Regions from separate parts of the Mus musculus genome. Here region 1 is linked to region 2. A link is a contact called in ENCODE Hi-C or POLR2A ChIA-PET data. All regions are on one chromosome and are shown on one strand. Each heading gives the region's core, a stretch centred on a gene start or an enhancer-like site at or near the end of the contact. The rest is flanking DNA. Distances are from core to core; before and after follow the strand shown.

Evidence for each region. Hi-C counts contacts between places; a loop is a spot of excess contacts on that map. ChIA-PET counts read pairs that join two places held with the same protein, here RNA polymerase II (POLR2A).
Region 1: a map of gastrocnemius shows a loop between it and region 2 (2.4-fold over the local background). The contact joins the promoter of Ccdc127 here to the promoter of Pdcd6 in region 2. A Hi-C loop is called at or near these places in 2 of 37 maps with a recorded cell type or tissue (gastrocnemius and heart). POLR2A ChIA-PET finds 5 or more read pairs at or near these places in 4 of 5 experiments (Patski and embryonic stem cell).

The regions. Positions count from the first base shown.
Region 1 is chr13:74,346,749-74,351,863 of GRCm38, reverse strand. It overlaps Ccdc127 (coiled-coil domain containing 127), which reads right to left and starts at 1,547. Exons shown (of 3, transcript NM_001168659.1): 1 at 1,456-1,547. Sdha (succinate dehydrogenase complex, subunit A, flavoprotein (Fp)) reads left to right here and starts at 1,624. Exons shown (of 15, transcript NM_023281.1): 1 at 1,624-1,718. The coding sequence starts at 1,656.
Region 2 is chr13:74,314,666-74,320,141 of GRCm38, reverse strand. It overlaps Pdcd6 (programmed cell death 6), which reads left to right and starts at 2,816. Exons shown (of 6, transcript NM_011051.3): 1 at 2,816-3,035; 2 at 3,751-3,812. The coding sequence starts at 2,935.

The sequences.
Region 1 (5,115 bases), core at 298-2,797, 33 kb before region 2:
GAGTCTCTGTCTCAAATAAATAAAAATAAAATAAAAAGTACCCATATTCGATGGGTGTTCTCATACTGTAAAGTCATAAAAACATTCAGCTTGCTTATATGTACAAATACAATAAACACAAAATAGTTAACCAAGATCCATGTAAGAAATACGTAATTCAACCCAAATTTTGAAAGTTTTAGTGTTTTTAACAAACCTTGTTTAACATGTTAAGATGCACAATAATGAACAATAAATATATAACCATAATACATGGCTCAGAATGTAACGGTTTATAGGAACTATAGAATTAATACGTATGACGTATGGTAGATGCCTAATTTAGAAATATGTATGTGTATATACATATATATATATGTATGTATGCACACACACACATACACACACTAAAAGCAGGCAACTTTCAAAAACCTCCTACTATGTATAGCCATCCATCAGATATCTGATGGGGAGCCCCATCTCATACCAAAAGCCTTGAAGATAGCCAAGGCTCCCATATACAATGCTGTATTTGAATATAATCTGCTCAATACTTTATCTCTAAGTCACCGATACCTAATAAGGTATAAAGGCACTTAAGTAGTTCATCTGTTTTATTTTCCCCCTTGTTAAAAAAAAAGTCTGTACATACTCCGAACAGACACATTTTCCCCAAATATATTTTATCTGCAGTTGGTTGAACCCACCAACGCAGAACCCTTGTAGGGTAAGCTGTCATATTTATTTCCTCTGCACCAACAACATCCATTTTGGGGTTATAAAGTTCAAGGAAATAATTCAAAATATAAAGTGTTGTGCATGAATATATTCCATATTTCCTTATTTATTAATAAAAAAACAAAGAAATAAAATGGGAACGGTTCATTGTAAACTTAAACAATTCAAAATAATGGTCATAAAGATTGTGCACCAAGAGGAAAACCTTAATCTAATATTAACTGAAAATTCAGGAAACAATTACGATTATTGGTTTACTTTTTATGCTATTTAATTCCACCGAACATTTCAGCTATACTCACTAGAAAAATAGAAAAACTATCTGAAAGTGATCAAATGAGAGCGCGTTTGCAATATGGGATGCTAGCCACGATCTAAGCAGCTTTCAGGATGACAACAGGCCGGGCCTCCAGCTTCCCAGCTGCTGTAACGAAGACGAAAGCTTTGGATATAGTTTCTAGTTCAGTATCCTGGCTTTTACGTAGCCCAGTGCAGCTAGCTGCTCCTTGTCCAGCCACCAAGACATCATTCCTACCTACTCTAGAAGTCCAGGGCAGTATGTACCCCCCCCCCCCCCCATTAGTTGAGATTCAAGCGCCCAACAAAACGGGCTCTTATGGAGCTTGCGATCTCCGCCCCAGGACCCTACTTCCATCTCTCCAGATCATCCGACCCTCTCTGTTTTGGCAAACAAGAACCACCCGAGAAGCACTTTAAAGACATTGGCACCTCACTTACCCCTGGAGCAGAGCCCATCAGCGTTGCTGCCACCCTACCTCAGACGTGTTGCCACCGCCGCGTTTACAGGGCGCAGGCGCACCACCACTCACGCGAGCCAGGAGGGGCGTGTTGCGCAGGCGCAGAATCTTCCAAGCCCGACACCCGCGCGACTCGGTGCGCAAGCGCAGTCTGTCGCTGGGGCTTGCGGGAAGGCAGACATGGCCGGGGTTGGCGCAGTTTCGAGGCTTCTTCGCGGGCGGCGCTTGGCGTTAACTGGGGCGGTGAGTTAGTGCCACGAAATGGCAGGCGCTAGGAGTGCGCCACGATTCCACCCGAGTTGGCCTGAGTCTGGGAAGGTGCAGTGGGCCGAAGCCGACTGCTTTCCGGCGAAGGTCACGACCCCGAGGTCGCGGGCGTGGAGTCTGGCCTTCCCCGTCTTGGTCTAGCGAAGTTCTCCAAGGTTAAAGGGAGGGACCGGCCTGTTGCATTCTGGATGCGGACGGGTCTGCGAGTAATCCGTTGGTAGTCTGGGTGTCGACACTAAGACTTATAAGTGATGAGCTTACAGGTTTTGTGTAGTGGCCTTAGCTACTGTTTTTAAATATCAAAGAGATATTTGAAGATACCAGGTGAGACTTCTGCACCGTGTTCATCCAGTCTTGCGACTTCTTTTTGCATTTGAAGAGGTACACAGTGACTCAGGGTTGCAGGGGTCTGATGTTGGCCTCCCAGATTGTCAGATCTTGTCTCAGTGCACTCTTTGCCGGTCACCTGTTATTCGTCACACTCCTAGGGTTTTATTAACGTAAACTAAATTTGACAGGTTGGGTTCTTTAAAGTTCTGTCTCACCTACCTACTTAACAATTTAATTACAAAGTAAAGGCCCTAAGACATTGAACAGTATCGACTTGCATTGTGCATCAAATTATGGCTGCAGTTGTCTATTTTCTGAAATAGATATTAAAATGCATGTTCAATGAAATGTTCAAGGGTTAGTTGGCAGCTATTCTTGCAAGGCCAGAAGGCATTTTCAAACCTTGATAATTTCTGTGATTTGTATTTGCTGCCACAAACTCCTACTTCCACCTCTATCCCTTGGGCTCTGCAAGAAGGGTTTTAAGTCCTGATCATTGAAGCCCTTTACAGGAGATAATAAGTCAGCCACCTATAATTGTAGCAGAATTCTTTTGTAGCAGAAATAGGTGAGCCCACCCCATGCCCAGGATTCACTCCACACACTCAAGGAAAAAAAAAAAAAATAATGATAGTCTGAGCCCAGCTCTGGCTAATGCCCAAAAGGAACAGTCAAGGATAGAAGATTTTTATTAACTTGTATACACCTTAGGTTTATGCTTACCACATATGTTGGCATCCTTAAATTCCTTTCCTATTCCAGATCCAGTTTATGCTTTGACCAGTTTAGACAGAGACAGGAGACTGCAAGTCTGGCCACTTAGGCAGGTGGGAGATTTGCACAGCAAAGGTATTTTTCATTGCCTGAATTGTTTTTAAGTGCATCTTTATTGTTCCTGCCTATGGGCATCTCGTCCAGCTGTCAGAATTAGGCTTTGTTAAGAAGAGAAGTGGAGCTTTATGGAATACCATATTTAAAGTTTATTGTCACCCGGGACTGCCTTCTAGAGGAATGGTCTTTGAAAGAGAAATGGGCTTACTAGTTGTAATTCGGTTTGTCTCCTTTGTTAAGGGAAAGAGTCTAATGGCTGCTCAATCCTGCTGAAGAAACATTTACATCCTAGAATCCTTAATTTTACTTATGTCCAACAGGCCTGGTGTCTTAGTCAGGGTTTCTATTCCTGCACAAACATCATGACCAAGAAGCAAGTTGGGGAGGAAAGGGTTTATTCAGCTTACACTTCCATACTGCTGTTCATCACCAAAGGAAGTCAGGATAGGAACTCAAGCAGGTCAAAAAGCAGGAGCCGATGCAGAGACCATGGAGAGATGTTCTTTACTGGCTTGCTTCCACTGGCTTTCTCAGCCTGCTTTCTTATAGAACCCAAGACTGCCAGCCCAGAGATGGCACCACCCACAAGGGGCCTTTCCCCCTTGATCACTAATTGAGGAAATGCCTTACAGTTGGATCTCATGGAGGCATTTCCTCAACTGAAGCTCCTTTCTCTGTGATAACTCCAGCCGTGTCAAGTTGACACAAAACTAGCCAGTACACCTGGTTACTATAGTCATATCTTTGAGGTATTTTTGAAGGCAACACTTCCTTAGCTAAATACTATTTTGTGTGACTTAATGTCTCCTAAGCAAGCCTTTTAATAAATCCTTTATAAAATCAATCCTTTTGCTTCATTTCTTGTACATCAGTGTCCTCGTCCTAGGCTGGTGCTCAGTGATTCCTCTGGAGACTAAGACCTAGATATTGACTTTGATTTCAGTCTGGAGTAAAATTCCAGTTGAAAGTGAGAGTACGGTTCTAAGCATGTGAGACCAGGCTGCACAACTTTCTTTGCATAGGGGCATAATTGGAAACTATTTCTTTCAAACCTCCCTTAGTTGAATCATATTAGCTGCAGCATGTTACCTCCTTTGTGGTGGTGCTTCATAACTGTTCTGTGGTTAAGAACCAGTAAGCAGGATAATAAGACAGGAAAAACAGGATTGACACACAAATGGCACCTCTTAAAGTACGCCTTTTGGTTTTAAGAAAGTCTCTTTATGAGGATGGCTGTTCTTATGAAAATTCTGCCCTCTAACTGAATATTTGTTGGCATTTGAAGTTTGTGGGGTTTTTTTTGTTGTTTTTGTTTTTTTTTTTAATGAGGAATTTGAGTTTACCAAAGAACAGAATCAAGTTAGCAGAAAAAGAAATTTGTGACTATCGACTGAGAAGTGCTGAAGACAAGGAATTGTATTGTCCTGTCAAGGTTTTCTATATTGACAAACACTTTCAAGTTATCAACTCATCAGATTTATTTTGCCTTTGTTTTGCTTTGCATGGTTCCAATACACTGATGTGACTCACGTTTAAAGGAAAAATAAGAACAAGGGCAGCTGACTTCTATAAAGTTTGTAGAAATTCTTAGGAAAAATACATGAAGCATCATAGTAAAATACATCTTTTCTTTGGATGAGTTGTTTTTAGTGTTTTACTGGTATATCTAGAAATTTTATGATTTAGTTAGGCCTCTACAGTCAAACCATTTTGTTTGGCTTCTCAGGATCATCATAAAACCAGTGACATTCAATTCAGTATGTTGTGATGTGGTTCTTGGTTCATTTGAAGACTTCTGGCTTAGTATTTATTCATAACCAGGATTGTAATCTAAATTTGGAGTTTCTTGGGGATTTGCCCCAAAGATCTTCAGATAGTGGAGAAAGTACACAATTTGGGCCTATAGTTCCCTCTGACCTTCAAGGTTTTTGTGTGTGTGTGTGTGTGTGTGTATGTGTGTGTGTGTATTATGAGACTTGTGAGGTAGCCTCTGAAAGTTTAAGCTGTAGTTATCCAAGTCAGGGTAGATATCCCTTTGAGCTGTATTTTAAGCATCTCTACTTTAAAATAGTGAAAATTAAACGTTTTTATTACATTTGTCTGTATGTGTTCACGCATACTATAGAGAAGTCAGCAGACAACTTGAAGGTATGACTTCTCCCTTACAGAGTGAGTCCTTATGTCCCCAGGCTCAGCAAGAAGCATCGTTGCC
Region 2 (5,476 bases), core at 1,567-4,066:
TGCTATATAGAAAGAATCTCACGCAAACACACATAAAGCAAATGCTTCATATAACATAAATGTATGCTTGTTTGTTTGCTTTAAAAAACAAACCAACAAAAACACCAGCAAGGAGAGAAACAGAAGATTGACCTGCATTATTGCACCAGGAATTTCAGTTCCTAAGCTGCTGGTTGCACCCCAAAATTTGTATTTCTAGAATGACCAAGGAATTTGAAAATTCTAGAATGACATGGCCTACCAGAAGGCAGGATAGCAAGTGGGAAGTTGTGGCTACTGAGTACCATGGCTCCATTCAGAACATTTAATGAGTATGCAAAGCTTTATGGGAGTGCTAGACTGTCAGAGCAATAGTGAAGCTTAGTACTTGAAACACAATCTCCTGCAGCATAATATGGTGATGGTTTCCTAGTAATCACAAATGTAAATTTCTATAATTCACTAATGAGCTAGGAATCAGAATCTTTCAAAATGCAGGTCTCAGAACTTCAAAAATTAAACATTGTAAAAGCAGCAGCAAATCAGGTGAGTAAAGAAAGGTGCCAGGTATAATGGCCCCTTGAAGGAAACAAAAAGACACATTCAGACTTGCACTGAGCAATGCTTTGTCATAGTTACATGTAGCTGGTTACGTTTTAATTAGCTTGAAATTTGAACTGACTTCAATTACACTAGTCCATCTCAGTTCTCTGTAGCCTCATGTGACAAGTGGCTATGTCAGTCCAAGTATATCAGAACCAGTTCATCTTGGGCCAGTGGTGCTTTGTGGACGTTTGCTGCTCCCTCACACCATCTAGCGCACATTTGACACACTCATCAATACTCACTAAGAAGCTTGAGTTACATAAAGAGTGATAGGTTCTCTTTAGTATTAAATTCAAACCAGAATTTTATTGGAGCCAAGTGACAGTTTTAACACTAGAGAAAGAAGGGTGTGCTGAGCATATTTGGCTATCAGGAAAAGTTAACTGAAAATTTGTCTTCCATGTGCAAATGTTCAGGGTGCATTCCACCAGTAAGCAAAGGAACCAATGTGGCTTAGAGGTACACTTAAATTAGATATGTATAAGAACACGCATGCGTCTGTACACATACAAAAAGATCTTTATGCAAAAGATATGACAATGACTTACCCATTTCATGCACCTCAGCTCCCAGAAAGAGCCAATGTTTAGAAAAGTTCTAAAGGAAAACAATTTTGTGTATATAGTAGCTCAAAGAAGTAGCTCAGAGAATTAGGTTAAAGGAAAGAGTGGCCCAATATGCAGACACATGATATGATTAACATCATAGGAGGACAGGGTTATCTCATTTATTTCTCTACTGGAAAGCTTAGAACAGACCTGGTTAAGAGGAAACTAAACCTGAGATAGGGCAAGGAGATAGATGGTGGCACCTGGAAGACAACTACCTGTAAGCTGTTGCAGAAGGTGGTCTCTTTGGGACTGGACCTTTATAGCATTCCAAAGTCAGCAAACAGCTGGTAGAGTCCCGGATTCAGCAGCCTCGGGTCTGCTGAAGTTTCTCTGTACTGGAAAACTTCCAGTTCAAGTAGGAAAATTATGATTAATATTTTTGTATTTCTGGTAAAGAGAAAAGGAGCCAGAGAGAGGACAGAATAAAAATAGATCTCAGATTCTAAATAAAAGAACCAGAAAAGTCTAAAAGATTATTCAAAAGTGAGATGAACAGTTTATGAGAAATTATAAAAAATGAATTCGCCAAATCCTGGAAAAAAAATCTACCTTTCTTAAAGAATTTTGTAGATTTTGAGGTAAATGTCAAAGCTATAAGATGTTTCTTTGAGCAATTTGAAAGTCTCTTAAGATGTCCTAAGAACAAGAGAAATGGAGCAGAAAACGATACAGTTGGGACTTGATCAGATCTATAGCTGTGCTAAATAATGGATGATTATCCACATGGAAGTTTCAGATGTACAAGGCCATACTCTTGGCCCTTGGTCTCTTCACCCTCTTCTTTAGTTATGGGGTAAACAAACCCCCCATAAAGACAGCATAGCAGTTCTTATTATAAGTCTGTCCCTGGATGAGGACTACAGGAAGGCTGGAATAATCCTATGGCAGAACGGAGTAATCTGTATCTTGAGCTATTCACAGTATTCAGATTTAGGTGGAAGGATGGCCTGACAGCCCGTGAATGTGACCGGTTGGTAGTTGCCCCAATGCTATGCATTTTCCCATTTAGGGACATTCCAAACTATAAAAGCACCATAGAATTAGTATCTAGAACGAAAGAAGGAATACTTATAATTAAAAGGAGTAACCACCAAAAGTACAGAAGTCCAAGTAAGGGGTGGAGAAAACACAGCTCTCACCTCAGGACCAAACCTCACTCGGGCCATTTACAAATGAAGTCACTGCAAACCTAGGGAGGCTGGGCATAAACCGATATAAGCAAGTGGGAAGGCAAGAAGGTGTAGTATGGACAGACGGACAAACTCCAGAGTGCACAAAATGCACTTTGCGTTTCCGCCGAGGACTTCATGCGGTTGGTGCACATCACATTCGCACTAAATACTAATGCAGACGTAAAGGGAAGCCGTCGGTCCAAGTGAAAGCTTTCACCACTTTCCGTTACAGGTCGAGGCGTTTTGTAAGCTTGGGTCGGCCCCTCATGGCGTGGTCTCTTCTGAGCTCACCCGCCGCAGCTTCGGGCTGAGACACACAGGAGGGCGGAGCGGGGTGGGGCTGAAAAGGAAAGGGACACCCAAGGCCGGGCAAGAGTAGGAGGCGGAGCTCAGACTAACCCCAAGGCCCTCCAGACGTTGCGTGGCAACGGACCACGCCTGCCAAGTGACTCAAAGGTGCGCGCTTCCGTTGTTCCCAGGAAGTTGTGGGCTCCTGGTCCTGCCCCATAACTGAGGCGGAAGCATAGCTTGTGGAGCTGGGCCGCGTTGCCGCTGTGCATCAGCCCATGGCTGCCTACTCCTACCGCCCAGGCCCGGGTGGTGGCCCCGGCCCTGCTGCTGGAGCTGCACTGCCAGACCAGAGCTTCCTGTGGAACGTCTTCCAGCGGTAAGGCCAGCGCCGCTCAGCTCCTTCGGCCCTTGGGTCGGTCCTCAGTTTTCAGGGCCTATTCTCCAGTCCTCCCTCTCCCCAGCCCTTCATCCCCCGACCTCCTTCCCAGTCCTTCCTACTCCCCTCCATCCCCGACTTTCTCTCTTCTACAATAGCACAGGGTTCAGGGTCATGTTGGCAGTGACTTTGCCCAGGGCCGAAGGGCGCGGAACAGTCGCCCTACAGGGTCAGGTGCTTGCGTTAGAAACAGGACAAATCTTGAATCAGGAAAACGGCATCAGTGAAAAGAGCTGGCTGCTATTGCATGTCTTCTGTCCCTGGCCGTCCTTCTGAATGACTGATTGTCTTTCCACTGACTCGTGCCAAAGAATGACTTATTCGTCCTAGAGAATCTTTCTTTACCTATTATGATGAACTGGTGCAGGTATAAATTAAGCAGACTTGAAGAGCTAACAGAAAGCTTGAAAGGAATAGAGAAAAGATGACTCAACCCCTCCTACTGCTTCTGGTTGTTCATTAGTCTCTGGCACACCTGGGGGCGTGTGACATTCCAGCTGAGCAAAGAGGAAGGTCTGGCCAGAGTAACATTCCAGACCTAGTGTAGATTGATGAAAATGATGTCTTGGCTATGTTTTATTTTTAATACTTCCTTTACATTTAATCACCAGCTTACCTGTTTTCTGTTTGTTTGTTTGTTTGTTTGTTTTTGTAGGGTTGATAAAGACAGGAGTGGAGTGATTTCAGACAATGAGCTTCAGCAAGCATTATCCAATGGTGAGTTGAAGCCTGATTCATTCACAGTAAGCAGTTTCCTTCCTGGAATTATTTCCAAAGAAGTCCTTAAGACTAAATTGCCATTACCGGTATAAGGTAAAGGTGTTTGCTAAGCTTCTGTGTTTGTATTTTCTTAATTATCATTGCTGCCTTACCGAGCTCCAGAACAAATGTATGTGAGCCTCTGAAATGGGAGCTATAGTGTAGACCTTGCCCAAGAGTGAAAAAGGTTAGCTCTGTGCAACAGAGGTCCCTCACTTATCTAGAAGGCCTTTGACCTGCTATCAGTCTTAGCAACTGTTCTGAAGAGGATCATCGGGGACACTGACAAATTGTCAGGTGACATTTAGAAGTAATTGCTTAGTTTTTGAAAGGCTTCAAGATGGTCCTTAGGTACTTTTGTGGAAGTATGTTTGCTATAAGAACTGCTAAAACTTGCCGGGCGGTGGTGGCGCATGTCTTTAATCCCAGCACTCAGGAGGCAGAGGCAGGCGGATTTCTGAGTTGGAGGCCAGCCTGGTCTACAAAGTGAGTTCTAGGATAGCCAGGGCTATACAGAGAAACCCTGTCTCGAAATAACAAAAAAAAAAAAACAAAAAAACAAACAAAAAAAACCCTGCTAAAACTTAAAAGAAGGGTGCACTGAGCTGGGGGTGCTGGAGAGATGGCTCAAAGGTCAAGAACACTGGCTGCTCTTCCAGAGGACCTGGGTTTAATTCCCAGCACCCACATGGCAGCTCACAACTGCACATAACTCCAATTCCAGAGGATGTGACACTCTCACACCAATGAGTGTAAAGTAGGATTATTTTTACTATAAAATACTATATTAATATTTTGTTGTATAATATGTTAACATACATTATGCACACACACATACATATACATATACATATAAACATTAAAACTCGGGGACCAGTTTAGGAAATAGAGATATGGGAGATGCTGTCAGCAGGAGCAAGGGGAGGTATTTGTATAATGTGAGGAACACTGTCTCCCAGGAGAATTGAGAAGATTGTGGCTTTTTTATGGAGCTCTTCATGGAGTCATGTTCTTGCTGGTGTTATTGTCATTAATCTTTAGTGGCGCCATTAGAGACAATTTTTTTTCTTTAAAATTTTTTATTTAATTTTGATATTTATTTTATTTGTATGAATGTTTGACCTGCTTGTATGTATGTAAGCGCACCAAGTGTATACCTGCTGCCCATGGAATATAGAAGTGGGCATCTGATCCCCTGGAACTGAAGTTATAAATGGTTGTAAGCCACCACGTAGTTGCTGAGGATCGAACGTGCATCCTGTGCAACAGCAACAAGTGTGCTAAACTCCTGGGCTGCCTCTCCAGCCTCCTCATCCTGCCCCCTCCTTTTTTCTTTTTTGTGTTTGGTTTTTGGTTTTTGGTTTTTGGTTTTGACCAACTCATTAGTCCTAGACTGGCCTTGAACTTCTGTGTATTCAAGGATGACCGTTAGACTTTTGATCCTCCTGCCTCTAACTCCTGAGCTCTTTAGTGCTGGTTTACTCTGTCCTGAGGATAGAGCCTAGAGCTACACGCACCGCTAGAACTGAGTACATGTACAACCCTAGAGAACCCATCTTTCTTATTAAATGTCATTTGTAATTCTTTAGGTGTGGCTTTCTTTTCTAATAACTGTATTTAGA